Linked DNA regions of Homo sapiens: region 1 is linked to region 2. A link is a contact called in ENCODE Hi-C data. All regions are on one chromosome and are shown on one strand. Each heading gives the region's core, a stretch centred on a gene start or an enhancer-like site at or near the end of the contact. The rest is flanking DNA. Distances are from core to core; before and after follow the strand shown.

Region 1 (3,913 bases), core at 530-3,029, 4.1 Mb after region 2:
AGGCCAGGAGTTTGAGACCAGCCTGGCCAACATGGCGAAACCCCAACTCTACTAAAAATACAAAAAATTATCTGGGTGTGGTGGCATGCACCTGTAATCTCAGCTACTCCGGAGGCTGAGGCAGGAGAATCGCTTGAACTTGGGAGGTGGAGGTTGCAGAGAGCTGAAATGGCGCCACTGCACTCCAGCCTGGGTGACAGAGTGAACTTCATCTCAGAAAAACTAAAACAACAACCACAAAAAAGATGGAAGAGGCATTACATTTGTGGGTGGAAGACATGAACAGAAAACATGTGCCAATTGATGGCAACGTGTTGAGCCAGAAAGTATTGAGCCTATACAAAGACTTCAGTGAGGGATTCCCTAAAACGAGTGATACCAAGCCACTTACTGCAAGTAATGGATAGTTACATGAATGTAAGAATAGATTTGGACTGAAAAATATAAAAATCACTGGAGAGGCTGCATCTGTCTCTTCATCTTATCACATAGGCATTTTATCATCATACATCATCTCAAAAAGAAGGGTCAGTACAATAAGATATTTTGAGACAGAAAGACCACATTTACATAACTTTTATTACAGTATAATTGTTCTATCTTATTATTACTTGTTAATCTCCTACTGTGCCTGATCTATAAATTAAGCTTTATCATAGGTATGTATATATAGGAAAAAACATAGTACACATAAGGTTTGGTACTATCCATCGTGTCAGGCATCCACTTGGGGGTCTTGGAAAGTAGCCCCTGCAAATACAACTGTATTTGTTAAATGAATGAATGGATGAGTAAGACATCGTATTCACTTCTTAAAGATCTTAAAATCTAGAGAGGAGAGAAACATTGCTGTAGGAGAGGATAAACAAAGGACTGTGAAATCTCTGGAGAAATTGAAATCAGGAAGGGAAGGGCAAATCGCAAAAGTCAAGCCAGGAGCATTAAGTTAGATTTGTGCTTTGAGATGAAAACCCCTTACAAATCCTAAGTCAGGGAATGCAATGGTTCTAGAGCCAACTCTAAAGAAAATTTCACACATGGGAAATACATCCTACTGGATATCCGGATTAAAAGCGTTCAGTAGAGACTGGTGCAGTGGCTCAGGCCTGTAATTCCAGCACTGTGGGAGACTGAGGCAGGCAGATCGCTTGAGCCGAGGAATTCGAGACCAGCCTGGGCAACATGGCAAAAACCCCATCTCTATTAAAAATACAAAAAATTAGCCAGGCGTGGTGGTACATTCCTGTAATCCCAGGTACTCAGGAGGCGGAGGTGGGAGGATCACCTGAGGCCAGGAGGTAGAGGCTGCAGTGAGCTGTGACCATGCCACTGCACTCCAGCCTGGGCGACAGAGTGAGACCCTGTCTCAAAAAATAAAATAAAATGAGAAATAATAAAATAAAATTAGCTGGGCATGTCGGGAGGCTGAGGTGGAAGGATTGCTTGAGCCCAGGAATTCGAGGTCATAGTGAGCTCTATCACGCCACTGCACTCCAGCCTGGACGACAGAGCAAGACCCCAGCTCTTTAAAAGAAAAGCGTTGAGTAAATACTTGTTGATTAATTCCATTTCTGGAAATAATCGGATTTATGAAAGAGGCCCTGCCCACCTCTTTGATATGGACTTGTACTAATGAACTACAATTCCCAGCATGCGTCAGAATTAGGGCCGTAGAGTTTTTTAAAATATGGACTACAACTCCCGGCATGCCACACCAGGATTCGAGGACCACACGCCTCAGCCAGCCCCGGCAAGGGCCTATCAGGGGTGGGTCGGGGCATCCGAGCGGGTTTGACGGAAGGAGCGGCGGCGACGGAGGAGGAGGATGGAGGCGGTGGTGTTCGTCTTCTCTCTCCTCGATTGTTGCGCGCTCATCTTCCTCTCGGTCTACTTCGTATCCTTGCCTGAGGCAGGCGAACGCCTTGCCGGGGGACACGGCTGAGGGTGGGCCAGTTGGGCACCCGGGCAGGTGTGTGGGACTAGGGAGGCGCCCGGCGGCGGGCGTGGGCTCCCTGGGAGCTGGCCTGGCCGGGGCGGTGGCGCGGGCCCCGGAGCGGGTAGGAGAGGCTGGCTGCCCTACCCGACGGGCCCTGCTGCCCTGCACGCACTTGCCCTGCCTGGGTTGCCGGCCGCCCCTCACTCGGGTCCGAGTGGGCCTCTCCGGGCGCGCCCCGTCTCGGCCTGCCCGCCTGCTCTCCGCTCGTCCCCGCGGCGCCCGGACCAGCCCTGCCTGAGCCACGGCCGCCCTCGGGAGAGAAGCGTCGCTGTTTTTCTGGGAGAGGCCCTGCGCCGTGCTCTTCGTCGGATATTGGGGGTCCCAAGGGCGGTCGCTTGCGACAGTCGGGTGCCGGGATAAGTGCGGGCCATTTGCCTCCTCCTGTTCCCCACGCAACACCCCCGGCACCCGCCCCTTTGTTCTGGCGGGTGTTAGTACTTGCAGGGACCTTTCACATCCAGGAGTTGACTCATTCGCCAAAGGAGCGAAGTTGCTTCCTTCACTGTGCCGTTTTGTAGTGAGTGTTGGAAAGGAGTTGTTTTAACAACTGTCTACAAAGTGATTATTTTGGTTGTCCCCGGTGGTTGCAGATCTGTAAATTCAATAACTACATCTGCTGTAGTTCCCAATCGTTTCTCAGCTTTTAAATTTTTCTATCGATCCATGTTAAAACTTAAGTTGCAGTATTCAAACTGTTTTCCAGAGCAATAAATGGTGGTTGAATTTAGCACTGCAGTAGCCATGTCGGCTACAACTCTTCCCATCTCTTGACAAAGCATCTAGGCTTAGTTGTTGCCCAATGTTGTATTGCACCATCCAGGTTTAAGTAATTAAATATAAGAAAAAACGTATGAGGAACTCCGCATTTCAGCTTCCTTTCTTGGAAATCACATGTACCTGTTTCTGATCGGATTAAACCATTTGTTTGCTAGAGCATGCGGGCTTTAGGATAGTCGTACAGAGTATATGTTCAGTGCAGCTTCATTTTTCATTGTGGACTGGCATCCTGTTGTAGTGGAAAGGGACAAAATTTGGAATCAGATTTCCTGGTCAGCTAGCTCTTTGCTTGCACATTATTTCCCTAAGCCTCAGTTTTCTGATCTTTAAAATAGGAAATGTTTATTTCCTAGATATGCACAATGAGAATGGTGCTGAGCACCCTAGCACAGTGCCTGCCCCATAGCTAATGTTCAGTAAATATTGCTCTGCCTTCGTGTCCCCACCCTCCCCAATTGAGCAGCAGTTTTTACTTTGATGATATCTAACGACAAGATTTCTGAGTTTTAGTAGGTTTGGGGAGCTGATTGAAAGGGCAGCATCACTTGCCTAAGTTTTGATGACCTCTATGCCCCTCTTGTGATATAAGGAACTAGAGCAAGCTTGTCCAACCCACGGCCCACGGGCTGCATGTGGTCCAGGACAGCTTTGAATGTGGCCCAACACAAATTTGTAAACTTTCTTAAAACATTATGATTCTTTTTTGGTGATTTTTTTTTAAGTTCATCAGCTATCATTAGTATTAGTGTATTTTATGTGTGGCCCAAGGCAATTCTTCTTCCAGTGTGGCCCAGGGAAGCCAAAAGATTGGACACCCCTGAACTAGAGCTTATGCTCAGAAATGTAGCTGGGTTTTTTCTTTTTGCAGTTTGGAAAACCAGGCTTGATAATTTTAAATAGCCCTGGTTTACACCAATTTATGCATTTAGAGAAATGGTAGGTGGAATGTTTGACTTAGACATTACATTAAAATACATTCGGGGGGTGTTTTGATGAAATTCAGCATATTCTGTATTTTAGAATAGTTGCACTAACTTAGGGATAGGAGGTGGAAAATGGTCACGGTAGACTTAATATAGGATATAAGAGTTTTCTTGGACTTTGAACTGTGGACAAAATCTACAGGAAGGGGAAGAGGTG
Region 2 (3,975 bases), core at 1,043-3,542:
TCATCAAGTTCTCGCCTTCCTCAGCTCCGAGGGCCTTACTCTCACATGATTTTCCTCTTTCTTTTACTCCTTCTCAGTCTTCTTCCCAGTAACCTCTACTTGACTTTTAAACACCAGTGCTCCTCTAAGCTTACAGCTTTAGTACTCAGTGCATTTCACAACATACATAATCCTTGAGACTGAACTGACACTTTTTGCTGTTAGCTCCCCAATTAACATCTCTGGCCCAGTACTCCCTACTGTTTAGACTATCTATATCTGGTGTTCAACCAGATGTCCTTACTTGGACATACCATAAACATTTAAAATGCAAAAGGTTGAAAATCTGTATCCTTCATTCTCTTATTACATATAGTTGCCCAAACCACAAGCCAAAGACTTCCTAAACTCCCCCTCACTTACTAGTTACAATGCCCATCACCAGACCTTCACAAGGTCCTGCAGATTCTAACTCCTTAACGTCTTTCTAATCTAGTCCTTCATCTTCATCCTACTAAGGTTCTTAATTCAAGCTCACATAATTTCTTGCTTGGATTACTGGAAGAGCTTCCCAATCCATTTCCCTTCTTCCAATCTCTCCTCCACTTTGCTACCAGAGCACATTACAGGTCTTCAACAAATGTTGTTGATTACATTAAGTACAAATCTGACAATGTCATTTCTCTACTTAAACTTTCAGAGAAACGCCACAATTTTCACAAGGCCTCTCATGGTCTAGCTCCTTATTACTACTACTGCCTCATTGCCCCAACTCTTCCTCTCCCATCCTCCTCTCCAGCCATTCAGCTTTTCTTAGTTCTCTAAATACCATGCCATTTCAGGCCTCCCTTCCTCTGCACATGCTATTACTGCTCCTTTACTCCTCTAACTAGTACTTCAAAGGTAGGCTTAAGTATCACCACTTCAAGAAAATGCCTCATGTATATCTCAGTCACACTGAATGGAAGTTAATGATTTGTCTGTAAACCAGAAGTTCCTACAGCAGGGTCCACCAACCTTATTTGGTTTGTAGCACCAATGACTGGCACAAAGTATGCAATCATTCACAGATGGGTTCGATTTGATATCTTCTAAATTTTCTAAAAAAGGGAGAGGAGCTTAGTGGGCTTTATATCACCATTCCGGTATAGCACAAAGTGAGAGCGCTGTACTACAAAGCCAAATGTGCTTCAGGTTGGAAATGCAAAAATAAAATAAAATAAAATAAAATAAAATAAAACACAAGGCACACCCTTTCAAAATGAAATGTACGAAATTCTGAAAGCCTATATAGTATCTAATAAACCAGCCTTGGAACTTTATACTACTTGGGGAAAGGCTTATTAAACACTTTGATGATAAAAATAGGTGGAAGGCTTCAATAAAGCAAATTAACCTTTCTTGGCTATGTCACTGTAATTTTAGTTCCTAATGTAGATTCTCGTTCACTTCCTGACAGGTTATTTTCCTTCTTTGAGAGAGTCTTACCTCAAGAGTCACTCATTTGTCAGCCATTTGTTCTCAAAATCTGAATGGGGGAAATGCAGATGAAAGAAGGGAGAGTGTGGGGGGATGATCAACACTTTCGGAATGGGAGGTAGCAGAAGGCCACAGTCTCCGGGATGGAAGAGAGTGGGAGCTGGGGCAATACCAGAGTGGAGCGCTGACATGTGGCAAGGAACGGGGAGGATGCGATCACGGAGCAGGCAACATGAAACAGGGAACGACCCCAGGCTGAAGATGGGAGACGGAGAAGATACTCAGAGAGAAAGCTAGGAATGTGTGGGGGTGGGGGGAGGGAGGGAGAAAGCGGTGATAGGCAGAGGCGAGAGGAAACAAGACGCAGTTTTTAGCCAGGGGTCAGAGGGCCTAAGGAGAAAAGCTGGGTCGAGAGGAAGACAACACAAATGGGGCTTCAGGACGAGGTGGGCAGGGTGTCATCCCGGAGCGGAGGGGAGGCACGGGGAGAACTGGGGGTCCAGAGGGCAGAGGCAGGAGGCGCAGAGCGAGTAGGAGACTCGAACCCGTGAGCAGAGGCCGCGGGTGACGAGGGAAGGAAGGGCGAGGCCAGAGAGGCACTTACTGGGGTCCCTCCGCAAGGCGCCGCTGAGGATCTCCTCCCGCAGGTGAGGAAAGAGGAAGTCCCGGGCGGCCTGGAGGTCCTGGAAGTAGCAGAACTGGACAATGGAGCAGGCCATGGCTCCAGGGAACCCCACTACGGCACTCACCTTACCTCACCACGCCCTGCCCCCTCCACCCCACTGCGGCCGCCACCGAGCCCCAATAGCTCTAGCCAAGCAGAAGGCGGAGAAACCAAACCGGAAGCTGTCACTGACACGGGTCCGCTGTCTCCGAGTACTGCGCAGGCGCAGGCTGGCCCAGGCGCCTAGGGCGCGGGGGCCCGGGTCACGTGACTACGGCGCCGCCGCTGCAGGTGGAGCCAAAGTCGACGTGGAGGCTTGGGGCAGATTTTTCAGTCCCAGTTGTGTGTCTACGCCGAGGCATGAACCCTTTCATTCATTCTGGCTTTTAGCCAGAGGTGTTCTAATTGGACTTGTCCGCGCAGCCCTTTGACTTATTCAGTCTTATTGGTCCCCTACTATTGGCACGATCCTGATGTTTCACAGAAACTAATTCGTTTTAAACTAGTGGCAGGCCAGTGGGGGACCGTATCCTGCAAGAGTCGGATTTTGAAAAGATTAATTGCTCTTCCGGAGATTAGCCCCGTCAAGGCTGGCTTTAAATGCTCCTACTATAGATTCCCATAGTACTACGCAAGCCCAATATAGTACGTGTTATAGTGTATTATACACTTTTGTTTTCATTATTCATTTGGTTTTTCATTCATGCATTCATCCATCCATTCAACAAATATTTGTTAGTCTTTTAAATGCCAGCCACGCAGGGTGCTGAGCATTAGAGAACAAAAGAGAAGAAGTACCTTTTCCCAGAAAGCTGGAATTCTAGTGACTGATACAGGCAGTAAGCAATTAATTACAGTATTTCCCTTTAATCCAAGGGGATATGTTTTAAGATCCCCAGTGGATGACTCAAACCATGGATAGTACTGAAACCTATGTATGTGTATTATGTTTTTACCTATACATATATATGATAAAGTTAAATTTATAAATTAGGCACAGTGAAAGATTAACAATAACTAATAATTAAATTGAATAATTATGTGGAAAATGAACCCATGGATAAAGGGGGGACTACTGTACTTAACTATTTAACTGAAATTGTGATCATGCTAGTAAGTGCTTCATAAATATTTGCTGAAGAAATAAATGGAATGCATACATAAAGTAAATAGAATAACTTGTTTCTTTGACAAAGCACTATTTTTGAAAGTACTTTACATTGTTCATTTGGATAGTCACAAATGCCATCTAAAAATAGTGTGTCTTATCCCATTTTTAAAATAAAGAAATTGAGCTGTCTCTGAGCAGACTTTAAGTTATTTTTCCAAAAAATAAAAACAAAAAAAATTATTTTAATGTGAGCACAAAGGCCTGTAGGCACTTACACATTTCCTAAAGGAAACCTAAAGAGGCCATCCACTTTGTATGAAAAAAGGGCACAGGAACAAATGAAAGGCAAGTGGATGGGGTCCAGAGCATTCATTTCTGTCAGGCCCGTGGACATACACACTTAGTCCTAATAATATAACAACTATAATTTAGTGCCCAGGTTCCTACTCCATTATTTCCTACTTCTAGAGTAGGATGATTTTCACAAAATAGGATAGGCAATTTCTATGTTATCAGGTTAACAGGAATCAGTTCTTCACCTATAAAAGGCAGTTGAATCAGATGTGCTGTAAGGTCCCTTTAAGCATCAGGGACCTATACTTCTGTAATCAAAGCTTTCAGAAAAAGCAAGCTGCCAGTGCTCCCTTCTTCCATCTGAAGAAATGCAGTGTTTCCTCAGATCATCACTAACTAGAATAATCCAGCCCTGATAAGATTATTCCCTAAAATCCAGCACCAATCC

Evidence for each region. Hi-C counts contacts between places; a loop is a spot of excess contacts on that map. Pooled maps may share reads with other maps.
Region 1: a pooled map shows a loop between it and region 2 (15-fold over the local background). The contact joins the promoter of CNIH4 here to the promoter of RAB3GAP2 in region 2. A Hi-C loop is called at or near these places in 5 of 50 pooled maps.

The regions. Positions count from the first base shown.
Region 1 is chr1:224,355,100-224,359,012 of GRCh38, forward strand. CNIH4 (cornichon family member 4) reads left to right here and starts at 1,780. Exons shown (of 5, transcript NM_014184.4): 1 at 1,780-1,894. The coding sequence starts at 1,826. RefSeq lists enhancers at 1,433-1,572, 2,130-2,630 and a silencer at 1,853-2,222.
Region 2 is chr1:220,270,161-220,274,135 of GRCh38, forward strand. It overlaps RAB3GAP2 (RAB3 GTPase activating non-catalytic protein subunit 2), which reads right to left and starts at 2,293. Exons shown (of 35, transcript NM_012414.4): 1 at 2,063-2,293. The coding sequence starts at 2,177. RefSeq lists an enhancer at 387-888.